Regions from separate parts of the Homo sapiens genome. Here region 2 is linked to region 1. A link is a contact called in ENCODE Hi-C or POLR2A ChIA-PET data. All regions are on one chromosome and are shown on one strand. The core of a region is the stretch at or near the end of the contact, and the rest is flanking DNA. Distances in the headings are between cores, read along the strand shown.

Region 1 (6,739 bases), core at 595-3,094:
GTGCCATTATTGCTTTATGGACGCAGGGAAGGTTACTAGGTATTCATATTTTTCAAGAGGAGTTGGGAATCTGGATTTTCATATAAAATGTTTTTTTAATGTTGGCAACTAATTTTTAAAAATTGTTTTTAGATGATGATTTGGAGCAAAAAAATCATTTCAAATGCTGTTGAGGCCGACAAAATATGCCTTCAGGCTGCCTTGACTCCTCACACCCCCACCCCAAACTACCAGAGTGTAACCTCTGACCTAGACAATTCCTAGGCACCAAAGTATTTATGAGAATCAATGAGGAATGTCATTCTCTCGGAAGCCCCAAATAAGCAGACACTGTTCTTTTCATATGACATAATCATATCAACTTACCCTTGGCTTCAGGGACATTTTTTCTGGTGAGTAGATGGATTCATTTCTGACCCAGACGTTACCAGTGGATGCCCCTTGTGCACACCATAGCATCACTGGTGGGAGTTGAGGTTAAGGGTGCTGTTTGCTGTGGCAGCTGAGGACTCCAATGAAGCCCCCAGACCCTTCTAGAAACTGACTTTCTCAGCACTGATCTCCCATAAAATTCTGTACCCAAGCTCTGTCAAGATATTAATATTGGCCAGGTGCAGTGGCTAACACCTGTCACCCAGCATTTTAGGAGGCTGAGGTGGGAGAATTGCTTGAACCCAGGAATTCGAGACCAGCCTGAGCAATATAGTGAGACCCCATCTCTACAAAAAATTTCAAAAATTGGCCAGGCGCGGTGGCTCACGCGTGTAATCCCAGCACTTTGGGAGGCCGAGGCCGGTGAATCACGAGGTCAGAAGATCGAGACCATCCTGGCCAACATGGTGAAACCCCATCTCTACTGAAATACCATAAATTAGCTGGGCATGGTGGTGCATGCCTGTAGTCCCAGCTACTAGGGAGGCTGAGGCAGGGGAATCGCTTGAACCCCGGAAGGCAGAGGTTGCAGTGAGCTGACATCGCACCACTGCACTCCAGCCTGGCAACAGAGTGAGACTCCATCTCCAAAAAAAAGAAAAAAAATTGCTGAGCATTGTGGAACATGCCTGTTGTTTCAGCGACTTGGGAGGTTGAGACAGGATGATCTCCTGAGCCCAGGCAGCTGAAGCTAGAGTGAGCCATGATTGTGCCACTGCACTCCATCCTGAACAGCAGGGCAACACCCTATCTCAAAAAAACACATTTGTTAATTACTTAAGAATGATGACAGTTACAAGTTACTGAGCCCTTACCATGTGCCAGAAACCCTGCCAGCTGCACTCAGTCTGTCATTACCTCTGTTCTTCACACTGCTCTTTAAGGTAACTACCATTACAGGTGACCAAACTGAGGCCCCAGAGAAGTTAAATGTTAGCATTAGAGGAGGAGGAAAGCAGCCTTCCTCCATGCCAGCCTGCTCACTCTGTCGAAGGGGCCAGGTTACTCCCAAACCCCCAGGGTACCAGAGCAGGCCGACTGGCAGCCCTCGGCTTGTACCCCCAAACACTGATTTATATCACCTTTTTTGGGGTTCTATTTGGTTACCAAAAAAAGTTCAGCATGTTAGCTCTTTGAGCAGTTGCTTAGCAACCAGCTAATATTACAGCCAAAACAAACAGATCAATTGGAAAATAATGGAATAAGCTGTACGCATGGACAATAGCTGCAGAGTTTTACTAAAATCTCCTTCCAGCCCCTTCATCTACTTTTTCTGAAGAATGAGCTCCTGGATGTACAGCTTTCACTTTTGATCTCAGAAATGTCAGGCGAAAGTCAGCGGGGCATGGCAGAGGTTGCGCAGACTTGCCTTTGAAGCCAGGTTCCACAACACTAATCAAGTGTGTGAGTTGGGGCTGCTTGCTTCATCTCCTCATTCTTTCACTTCCTCAGTTAATATAGGAGCTAATGATAGCCTCCTGTGGGGCTATGGCGGGTGCCCAGCAGGAGTTCATTTTCTGCCCCTTGGCCTATTCAGTATTGGACTTCTGTGCTAGGCCCCTGCCCCAACCCAACCCCCGCCATTGCAAACTCTGCCACCTTCTGTGCAGCCTGGGTAGCTTCATGTGACCATCTCAATTTTTTTGCTTTCTGAAAATGAGAAACTATATATTGATACTACTCATTCTTTCAAAAACTGTGTAGTGAGCATGTACTATGTGTCAGGCAGTATGCTACATTGTAGGTGATGTTGCTGTCCCTGGGGGTCATTCAGACCTGCGTTTCAGTGCAGAGGACTCTCCCTCCCCTTTCCCTTCCCTCTTTTCCCCTCCCCTCCACTCCTTTCCTTCCCTTCCTTTCTTTCTCTCTCTCTTTCTTTCTTTTTCTCTCTTTTCTCATTTTCTCTCTTTAATTCATTTCTTTCCATACTGCTTCCTCTCTCTCTCTCACTCTGTTGCTCAGGCTGGAGTGGAATGGTGCAATCATGGCTCACCGCAACCTCAACCTCCCCAGGCTCAAGCGATGCTCCCACTTTAGTCTCCCCAGTAGCTGGGATTATAGGCATGCGCCACCATGCTGGGCCAATTTTTTTTTTACCATTTGTAAAGACAGGGTTTCGCTATGTTGCCCAGGCTGGTCTTGAACTCCTAGTCTCAAGTGATCCGCCCACCCAGGCCTCCCAAAGTGCTGGGATTACAGGCAAGAGCCACTGCTTCCCGCGTCTCTCTCTCTCTCTTTCCTTTTTTCTTTCTTTCCATCTTTCCTTTTTCTTTTCTTTTTTCTTTTCTTTCTTCTTTCTTTCCTTTACTTCTCTTTAGACACAGGGTCTTGCTCTGTCACCCAGGCTGGAGTGCAGTGGTGCAATCATAGCTTACTGCAGCCTCAAACTCCTGGGCTCAAGCAATCTTCCTGCCTCAGCCTCCCAAGTAGCTGGGACTACAGTTGTACACCACCTTGCCCAGCTAATTTTTTAATTTCCTTTTAGAAAAATAAACATAACCCAGACCCTATTGTCCAGGCTAGTCTCAAACTCCTGGGCTCAAGCAGTGCTCCTGCCTCAGCCTCCCACAACCCTAGGATTACAGGCGTGAGCCACCATGGCTGACTGATGCTGAGTACTCTTTATTTAGAATTTATTTGACCTTGGGAAAGGCACTTAACTTCTCTAACTTGTTTTATCTGTGAAGTGGGAATCATACTGCTTTTTCCTCTTCCCCAGTTCTTAAGGAACTGAGAAGATAAGAGCTAACAGTATTTGCAGAGCACCCAGGAATGCCCGAAACATTCTTTGTTCCATGCCTCTGCGTGGCCAGGCACTGTTTCAGGTGCTGGGGCTAGAACAGTGAACAGGGGAGACAAAGTTCTGGCCCTCAGGTTTACAGCCTGGTGGTCATTGCAGCTGTATGTGCCATTGCTAGCATCGGGATTCACACAGATACGAGGCTGAGAGATACAGGAGCTCAAACTAATAAGGGAATGACCCAATGTGGGTGCACACTGAAGGTCTCTAAATGAGGAGAGAGGAAGACGTGAGACATCGTGGCATTTCCAAGACCTGGACAGCTTCACTCTGCTGAGACTTTCCACATTCATGAGACTGGTACAGGTTTCTGACACCTTTCACTGACCCTGCAGAATCATCATCTTTTTTTTTTTTTTTTTTTTTTTGAGATGATGTCTCGCCCTTGTCCCCAGGCTGGAGTGCAATGGCGTGATCTCAGCTCACTGCAACCTCTGCCTCCCGGGTTCAAGCGATTCTCCTGCCTCAGCCTCCTGAGTAGCTAGGATTACAGGCGCCTGCCACCACGCCTCGCTAATTTTTGTATTTTTAGTAGAGACAGGGTTTCACCATGTTGGCCAGGCTGGTCTTGAACTCCTGACCTCAGGTGATCCGCCCACCTCGGCCTCCCAAAGTGCTGGGATTATAGGCGTGAGGAATCCTCATCTTTAATCCATGCCCAAAGTGTAAAGTATCTCTACTGTCCTCACTGCCTTTTGCCTTCTTGGGGACAAACCCTTCTTTTTTTTTTTTTTTTTTGAGACGGAGTCTTATGCCGCCCAGGCTGGAGTGCAGTGGCACGATCTTGGCTCACTGCAACCTCTGCCCCTCAGGTTCAAGCAATTGTCCTGCCTCAGCCTCCCAAGTAGCTGGGATTATAGGCACATGCCACCACACCTGGCTAATTTTTTTTGTATTTTTCAGTAGAGACGGAGTTTTGCCGTGTTGGCCAGGCTGGTCTCAGACTCCTGACCTCAGGTGATCTGCCCATCTCTGCCTCTCAAAGTGCTGGGATTACAGGTGTGAACCACTGCGCCCAGCCCCCTTCTTGAGGACAAATAGGCCACACTGGGTAGAGACTGTATTCTGACACTGTGTAGGAATGCCAGATTTCTGTTCGACTCTTTTCTCCCCAGCTTGACATCTAACCACCTACCCCCTTACATTTTCCCTGGCACATCATGGCTGTTCTATAAATACTTGTTGAATGAGTGCAGACATGTGAACAAAGCCAGGTAGAGGTGGCACCAGGTGAAGCTGACTGGCTGCCTGCCCAGAGACATTACCAGGTAACATTTCCTTGGGCCCATTCATTGTCTTAACTCTGCTGTATCTATAACATTCAACATTTACTGAGCACTTACTATGCGCCAAGCACTGTTATGAGCCCTTTCACCTGTATTTTACCATTAAGGCTCACCACAATTCATCTTACAAATGAGGACGTTCAGGCTAAGTAACATGCCCAAGGGCACAGCAGTACTAAAAGGATAACTGGCGGGCTGGGCGCAGTGGCTTATACCTGTAGTCCCAGCACTTTGGGAGGCCGAGGTGGGCAGATCACCTGAGGTTGGGAGTTCAAGACCAGCCTGACCAACATGGAGAAACCCCGTCTCAACTAAAAATACAAAAATTAGTTGGACGTGGTGGTGCATGCCTGTAATCCCAGCTACTCAGGAGGCTGAGGCAGGAAAATCGCTTGAACCTCGGAGGCAGACATTGCGGTGAGATGAGATCGCGCCATTGCACTCCAGCCTGGGCAACAAGAGAGAAACTCCATCTCAAAAAAAAAAAAAAAAGAAAAGAAAAAAGAAAAAGGATAACTGGCTCATCTTAGGCTTATCCATAGGTGTTCTATGCTTAGCCTGTTTATTGATCCAGTTGCCCGATAGGCCCATTTTATCTTCATCGTGATGGCCATGACCATCATCATGGCTTGTATTTGCCAAATGTATCCTATACACCAGGGAACTATTTTAATCTTTGCACCAGATAATCCATGTAGTTCTTACAAAGTCACACAGCACAGCTGCTAATACAGTCCCCAGCTCACAGAGAAGAAAACTGTGGCACAAAGTTGTAACGTGTTCAAGAGTATGAGCTGGTGAGTGTCCATGCAAGTGGGATCTGAATCCAGGCAGTCTGCCGCACAGCTGCCCTCCTTAGTGCCAGGCCCCCGTGATCCCCAGCCAGCGTTTAACTCTATGCCAGTACGTGGCAAGTGCTCTACAACGTTTAGCTATTATTACTAACAGTAAACATCAGGACAGTGGGGTAATTAAACAGGAATGTTGAGCATTACCTGAGATGGTGGAGACAGAGTCTCTAGCACAGAGCCTCGCACATGGTCAAGTGCTCAGTAAACTATGGCAATCATTACTACTTTTTATTTGTAAAATTTACCCCAAAAGCTCCTTCTTAGCTTCTCTTTCTCACCTGCCCCTCTCTGACTGACAGGTTCTTCCTCTGGAAATGTTAATGCCACCCATTAAGGAATCACCGGATCTTGCTCATGCCTGTGAGCCCATCTGGCTCTCAGATGACATGCCCATGTCTGACCTCATGTATTATGTGTGTATTCTACAGTGGCACTCTGTGGGCTGCCCTGTCTCCCTCATTTGCAAGTCCTTGCTGTTGTCCCCACAAAGCTCCTGGAAGCCAGTCAGCCAAGAGCTCATTTCCTAGACAACTGGAGTAGAATCGAGCAAACCCTATTCCCTGGCCTTTATGTTTAGGGATGAGACAAGAGGAGGACAGGGCTGTGCTGAGGTGGCCTCCAGAGTGAGCAGCACAGGTGGCTCCTTCCTTCCTCTCTGCCCACGTATTGTCACCCTAAGGTAGATTGCTAAATCCTCAGGTGTCATTCACATGATTTCCCATTGCCTTGGTCAAAAGCCATGCTTACGTCTAGCACTATTGAAGCTAGTCAGTTTAAACAGCTATGAGGGACAGCTGGAGACAAGAGGGCTTCTCGTAGTCTCCCAAAGTCACATAGGCACCCACACGCATGTACACACACATGTGTGCCCTTCTTTGCCTCTCACTGGTTGATCACACCTGTGTCTGCACTGGCCCTGCTGCTTCTCATCACACATCACTAGCTCACTGGTTCATGCCCACACACCTTGCCAGGAATAAGCTAAAATAAGAAAATGATGGTGCATCTCAGACCCAGGCCTCTGCTTTCTCTTTAACCCCCACTGGCTGATCCACTTCTTACGAGCATCCACGAGAATATGAGTGCATGACCGTCTGTAAAGGACCCAGGAAGGAAAAAACACTGTTTATAAGTGCCCTGTCTCGTGGCAGGTGCTGTGCTAGGCCCTGGGCAAATGTTATCTTTTTTAGGACAACCTAGTCAAAGATAAGTGCTTTTATTCCCATTATACAAGTGAGATTAAAACACAGAAGTTAAGTTTGCCCAAAGGTCATATGTATTTAAGTGGCAGAGCTATCGTGTCAACTCAGGTCTTTGTCATTTCCAAAGAGGCCTCTTCACAGTCCCATCCTCTCTACCGCATAGGGCAG
Region 2 (7,164 bases), core at 1,849-4,348, 240 kb before region 1:
TGGAAAAGGTGGTATCTGCAGCCTATTTATCCATGAAAGTGACCTAAATTAAAATTCTGACCAAGCTGAATTATCTCTTTGATCTTCCCTTTTACAAATTCCTCTTCACTGAGAAATTGGCCACCGCTCTTATTAAGTAGTACTACTTGGGCTCACCATCCTGGGCCTTTTTTTTTTTCTTTTTTTCTTTTTTGGCCTAATTAACTGTGTCACCATTCAAGCCAATTAGGTGTGTGCCTTACTGGGAGATCAATTAAAAAATAAATTAGTGTCAAAGTGGAAAGGGATGTGTCGAAAGATAAATTTTCTTTCCAGTCTTGTACAGAAGCAGCGGGAAACAGAGCATTTTGTAGCTTTACTTACATGCACACATGTAGGAAAGAAGGACTGGAAGGGATCTTAGAGGTCATGAGTTAGCTCAGTGCCTTTTGTTGCAAAGGTCAAGAAGGTTCTAAGGTCTTTGACTTGGATGATGCAATTTCAAGAGAACTTCGCTTGGACAGAAGTCTGTGTTTCATCTTTACTAGCTGTAGGCGAGTCCCTCTACCTTTCTGATCCTAAGCTATCTGTTCAGTAAGTGCTTCACTGAGTGACTATAGAAAGCATGAATGATTAGTAAAATAAATGGATTTGAGTAGGTGGGCCCAGTGTCTCTTTCAGGTCTATGGATCTGATGCAAATTCACACTGTCAGGGGCAAAGCCAGAACCATATAAAAGCGGGCATCTTTGGTACCTCTCTTGTCCTCATACCCTACATTTATCTTCCAGTAAGTCCTGCTGGCTGTGCCTTCAAGGTTCTATATACCTATCCAAGCCTACTAGATACTAAAATATTAGTTATTGAATAAACAAAATTAGGTCTCTGGCCTCTGGGCTCTTTGGATTCTACGATATATTTTTCTCCCTTCTGTTCCTTTAAAGGAGCAAATAAGAGGGACCCTGAAGTCACCAAGGGGACTTGAGTCACTGAGTTTATATCCGGCATGAAACACTGTCCAAGGCAGGAATGGAGACACAGAGTGAGGAAGAATGACGAAATCTGCCCCAAACAGGGTTCCCATGAGAGTTCAACTAATGAACAGTGACCTGCTGGCTCAGCCCAGGGAGAATCTCAAAACATAACATTTGGCTTCCAAATCATGCTAGATTGTAGTCTATATCTCTGGAGACAGATCTGGTAGCAGTTACAATGGAAGTGGGCTTTTATTCTTTTTTTTTTTTTTTTTTTTTGAGACAGAGTTTTGCTCTTGTTGCTCAGGCTGGAGTGCAGTGGTGCGATCTCGGCTCAATGCAACCTCTACCTCCTTGGTTCAAGGGTTTCTCCTGCCTCAGCCTCCTGAGTAGCTGGGATTCCAGGCAGCCGCCACCACACCCAGCTAATTTTTGTATTTTAGTAGAGATGGGGTTTCACCATGTTGGCCAGGCTGTTCTCCAACTCTTGACCTCAGGTGATCCACCCGCCTCAGCCTTCCAAAGTGCTGGGATTATAGACATGAGCCACTGCACCCAGCCTTGAATAGCTCTTAATGTTTCTCATAGACACGTACAGTAGGGGCTCAACCCCAAATGTTTGTTTCCTTGACTTAAGATTTTAGAGATACCCTGATATCCCATGACATCAGCACTGCCTTTTTTTTTTTTTTTTAATTTTTGGAAAGAAAATGTGTTTTCCTTGTAGAACAGTAAGACGATGACTCCAGACAGGATGAGGGCAGTCAGCACAAAAAGACCCTCTGGGCCTCATTGTAATAGTGAAGGAAAAAACAAGAATTGACTAGACCTTTTCAAGAATGGATTGCTCTGCTGGAGGCATCATTAAGGTTCTCCAGACTGATCCACTTTATACATGTGTGTCATGAATAAAACAATGCATGTCCGTATCAGCACAAAGGTAAAGAATGAAACTCAATTGTGTATATTTCTACTACCTACAGTCAGCTATTGTTAATATTTCAGATGCTTTTCTGTGCATATAGGATGGATTCTTTTATAAAATTGGGATCATAATATAATCCTGTTTGTATACCAGTCTTTTTCGTCTTAACTTTGCATCACAACCATTTTTCTTTGTTATGCTAAAACATAAAAGTCAAAAAGTCGGCTTGCCCTGTGTTCAAGTCCCAGCCCCGGCTCCGTAATCTTGGTGATCCAATTAACCTCTCCCTGCCATATTTTCTTTTTTTTTTTTTTTCTTTTTTTCCCCCACTTTTTTTGAGACAGGGTCTTGCTCTATAGCCCAGGCTGGAGTGCAGTGGCACAATCACGGCTCACTACAGCCTCAATCTCTTGGGCTTGGGTGATTCTCCCCCTGCAACCCGCCCCCCGCCCCCCCCCCCCCGCAACCCACCACCCCAGCCACCATGAGTAGCTGTAACTACAGGTGTGCACCACCACACCTGGCTAATTTTTATATTTTTTTTTAATAGAGATGGGGTTTTGCCACGTTGCCCAAGCTGGTCTTGAACTCCTGTGCTCAAGCAATCCGCCTACCTCCGCCTCTCAAAGTGCTGGGATTACTGGTGTGAGCCGCTGTGCCCGTCTGCCATACTTTATAGGAAAACTGGGCACCTTCTCTTCTCTGAGTGCAGTTGTTGTCAACACTGCCTTTAAGTTATAATCATCTGGGGAGCACGTGAAGAATAATGATGCCCAGGTCTACCCCATATCAGCCAAGTCAGAACCTCTGGTATGGGCAGTGGCCTGCCGTATTTTTGAAAGCTCCCTACATAATGCTGAAGTGTGGCCAGGGTTGAGATTCACTGCCCTAAGGTTGCTATCCCAGGATCTGCTGGCTACTGCAACAAAAGAGACACTGTGTCTTGGTTGTTTTGCCATGGGGGCAGTGGGGCAGGGTACTGTTTGGGAGGAGTGTTTGGAGACGGGATTAAAATCCTGGCACTTGTCCCTCCCAGGGAAAAGGGTCATCCTGTTTATTTTGTGTCAAGAGCTCAAACAGTGATCAAAATCCAATCCAACATCATAAATACCAGAAAAGGTCAGGGCTGGGCTGGTCATAGGATCAAGCACACACAGCCGAGCTGAGGTTGGCACTTAGTCAACTCCAAACTCTTCACTAGCAAACAGCACAGGGGGGGACTTGGCAAGGCCCGGCCTCTTGGCGCCCCAGTCACAGAATGGAGGTTCACATGGCTCTGTTGTTTTTGTCGAAGGAGGAGAAATGCCATTTTCTCAGCAGTCCTTCTCCTTGACTCATTAGTGTAGTTGGCAATGTGGTTACTTTTTAACTTCTCTGCAAATATTCATAGAAAGAGAAGGGGAGTAGAAGGCAGGAGCTGTTAATGTACACCAAGCTCCTATTTTTTGCAGGCCTCCACAGGGTAAAAGGGACTGGCCCCCGTGCACCAGGCCACTGCCAGTGGTGCAGATGAAGGACCTGAGCCCCCACAGGCATCTGAGGTCACATGGTCAGTAGAGCTGGGAATTTTATCCCGGGTCAGAAGAACTTCAAAGCCCATATTTTGTCTTATTACTACACATCTTAAGAGATTAGAGGGCCGGGTGCAGTGGCTCACACCTGTAATCCCAGCGCTTTGGGAGGGCAAGGCAGGTGGATCATTTGAGCCTAGGAATTTGAGACCAGCCTGGGCAACATAGCAAGACCTCTTCTCTACAAAAAAATACAAAAATTAGCCAGGTGGGTGTGGTCCCAGCTACTTGGTAGGCTGAGGTGGGAGGATCACCTGAACCTGGAAAATTTGAGGCTGCAGTGAGCTGTGATCGTGTCACTGCACTCCAGTATAGGTAGTGGAGCGAGACCCTGTCTCAAAAAAAAAAAAAAAAGTTTGGAGGATTTAATTAGATCATTTCTAGATATTCTGATCTTGATTGTGACAATCTAAAGGAAATTGCATTGTAGGCTATTTAAGGAACTTTCCACATAAGTTTGTCAAGCCAGCCTAGCTAATAGAACAGGATATGTTTGAGCAAGTTATTTACCCCATTGGGCCTATGTGGAATCCCACTGGCTCCTTTAATAAAAGAACATCCAGTCCTCAGGGTTGGTGATAAGATGAGTGTGAAGTGCGGATGCCCATGGGCATGGGGAATTTATTTACCAGTTCTTTTATTAAAAGAGCTGGCAGGATTCTGTTACCAGGACTTGCCTTTTTTTTTTTCTTTTAATCAGAAAATTTTGACAAAGAATCTATGAAGTGCAGATGTAGGGCCAACCATACTTTTCACACTTTTTTGATTGTATCCTACAGTCAGAAATACATTTTTCATCACAATCCAAAAGACATATGTGTGTATGTATGTTTATACAGGCATATATACACACATATATGCAGATGAGCAATTAAAACAATATTTTCGTAAAACAATACTTGACCTTACTATGTTCAGTGAATTTTTATATTTCTTTTCTAATCTATTTAATGTATTTTAATTTTTAAAATGCTTGCTCAGATCCACTGAATTATTTTCACAACCTTCAAATGTGTTACAAACCCTAGTTTCAAAAACACTGGACTGGAAGATATCCTAAAATGCCTTTTAACTCTGTATTAAGCATTCTGAAATTCAGCAAACTTGCCAGCAATCAGAGAGGAGATCAGAAGCTCATTTTCTAGAACCCATTTGCTGGAAGGGGCAGTGAGTAATCTCTTGTAGACGGCTTCCTTGTCCTCCAGTGGCCTTCCCCTTCATTGAGTTACTTTGTGTGGCCGTGCCAAGCATGGTGGCTGCCACGTGGTGGGGGGAGCCTTACATCTCATTTTCCTTACTTCCCAGGCAGGTGCCCTGTTTTATTTATCTCTGTATTCCAAGCATCTAGTAAGGCTCAACACTGGGCTCAGTAAATTGATGGGGAAACAAAATAAAAAATGTGGCTCCATTTTCGTTTTTCATTAACCTTCAGGGAAGATTGCACAATGTACCTTCGTAATGCTATTCATTTTTTAACTAGCTTCAATTCAGCTCAGAAATATGTATGGAAATATGCCTACTATGTGCCAGGTAATGTTGGACACAGAAGACACTAAAGAATGCGCAAGAAAGAGAAGTGATTCTTGCTCTGAAGGAAATCCTGTGTAAATGGAGAAGGGGAAGAAAAAAGCAAAAATAACTACAAAGTAATATGGCCATTGCTTGTGCAGAGAGTTTCCAAAAGCATGGTGCAGGCATAGTTGAAGGAGAGTTACTTCCACTTGGGGTAGGTGAGGTTGAGGGGAAGCACTAGAGCTGGGCTTTGAAGACTAGGCAGCAGTTTGTGAGGGTCCAAATAGCAGGGAATTCCAGGCAAAAACAGCACCTTGGAAAAGGCATGGAGGCATGATCCTGCAGGAGCTGTTTGAGGCACCATGACCTGTGGATGTGGATAAAGCTGAGAGTTCACCGGAAGCAGGCCTGCAAGGGGTTGGGCACTCTGCCTCAGAGACATAGGACTTAGGTTGGAATCGCAGGTCCTCCTCTTTCTACCTGTGATAGGCTGGATAATGGCCCCCAAAGACATCCTCAGCCTAATCCATGCACTAGAACCTGTAAAAAAGTACCCTGTATAGGGCCAGGCATGGTGGCTCACGCCCGTAATCCCAGCACTTTGGGAGGCCGAGGCGGGTGGATCACGAGGTCAGGAGTTTGAGACCAGCCTGGCCAGTATAGTGAAACCCTGTCTCTACTAAAAAATCCAAAAAAAAATTTTGCTGGGCATGGTGGCATGTGCCTGTAGTCCCGGCTACTTGGGAGGCTGAGGGAGGAGACTTGCTTGAACCCAGGAGGTGGAGGTTGGAATGAACCGAGACTGCGCCATTGCACTCCAGCCTGGGTGACAGACAAGCCTCCGTCTTAAAAAAACAAATAAACAAATAAACCCTGTATAGCAAAAGGGACTTTACATAAGCGATTAAGTTAATGGTCTTGAGATGGAGGGAGTATCCTGGACTATACAGGTGACCCCCAAATAGAATGAGTGTTCTTGGAAGAGGGAGGTGGAGGAAGATTTGGCTGCAGAGAGAAGAAGCGATATAATGATAGAAGCAGAGATTGGAGTGATGTACTTGGAAGATGGAGTTAAGGGCCACAAGCCAAGGAATACAGACAGCCACTGGAAGCTGGAAACAGCAGGGAATCGAATTCTCCCCAGAGCCTCCGCAGGGAACCAGCCCTGCCAACATCTTGACTTTAACCTGCTAAGACTGATTTCAGGCTTTCTGACCTCCAGAACTGTCAGAGAACAAACGTGTGATTTCAAGCCACGTCATTTGTAGTGAAATGTGGTACAGAAGGAATAGGAAAACTGACACACTTCTTTAAATGGCCTTTCACTGGGCGCGGTGGCTCACGCCTGTAATCCCAGCCCTTTGGGAGGCCGAGGCAGGCAGATAACCTGAGGTCAGGAGTCTGAGACCAGCCTGACCAGCATGGTGAAACCCCATCTCTACTAAAAATACAAAATTAGCCAGGCGTGGTGGCGCATGCCTGTAATCCTAGCTACTCAGGAGGCTGAGGCAGGAAAATCGCTTGAACCCGGGAGGCAGAGGTTGTAGTGAGCTGAGATTGCACCATCGCACTCCGGCCTGGGCAACAAGAGTGAAACTCTGTCTCAAAAAATAAGTAAATAAATAAATAAAATAAATGGCCTTTCAACTTTATTCCACCTCTGTAAGCCTCAGTTTCCTCATGTGTGAAAACGGGGATAGATGGGAGTCATCATGCCTGACGTGGCAGCCTCATCGGGTAAACCTCCTTCTGGTAAGGACGGTGTACGTGTCCTGAAACATGGGCCTTAGCCCACTCTGTGACGCATCATAAGGCCAAATTTATTCATGAAAGTAGATAAAGATGAAACAGGAGAGATAATTATGTTTTATTGAAAATGCTTGTTGACTTGTCTTTGTTTCTGGCAAAGCTACAAGTGTGGAGTGGAAAGTGCCTTATCTGTCTGGTTTATCACTCTCTCCTCAGTGCATAGCAGGGTGCTCAGCACGTTAAGCCTTCTGTAATTAATTGATAACTGATTAAATGCGTGCTCTGTTGTATTTGGAGATCCCAAATCATGAAACATACAGAAGGCCATTTGTAGAGAGAGATTACAGGAAGGGAGGCCAATGTGACCACCACAGTAATCTTCATGAGAGATGATTTTTCATATCTACTTAAAATCCTTCATGTTGCACTTTTCTGCTCATGCCCTTTCGTTCTGT

Evidence for each region. A loop is a pair of places that touch in the nucleus more often than their neighbours do. ChIA-PET counts read pairs that join two places held with the same protein, here RNA polymerase II (POLR2A). Pooled maps may share reads with other maps.
Region 2: a loop to region 1 is called in a pooled map, with 5 times the contacts of the local background. The contact joins two enhancer-like sites. A Hi-C loop is called at or near these places in 2 of 50 pooled maps. POLR2A ChIA-PET finds 5 or more read pairs at or near these places in 2 of 52 experiments (AG04449 and activated B cell).

Annotation. Positions count from the first base shown.
Region 1 is chr22:33,294,841-33,301,579 of GRCh38, reverse strand. The region is part of intron 12 of LARGE1 (LARGE xylosyl- and glucuronyltransferase 1); the gene reads left to right. Among named protein-coding and RNA genes, the nearest start is that of LARGE1-AS2, 130 kb to the right of the region's middle. RefSeq lists enhancers at 1,318-1,687, 1,698-1,747. Within about 2 kb of position 1,844, at least 5 of the 41 ENCODE cell types and tissues checked have a DNase peak (open chromatin) inside an H3K27ac peak, as active enhancers do.
Region 2 is chr22:33,536,230-33,543,393 of GRCh38, reverse strand. The region is part of intron 6 of LARGE1 (LARGE xylosyl- and glucuronyltransferase 1); the gene reads left to right. Among named protein-coding and RNA genes, the nearest start is that of MIR4764, 100 kb to the right of the region's middle. Within about 2 kb of position 3,098, at least 17 of the 41 ENCODE cell types and tissues checked have a DNase peak (open chromatin) inside an H3K27ac peak, as active enhancers do.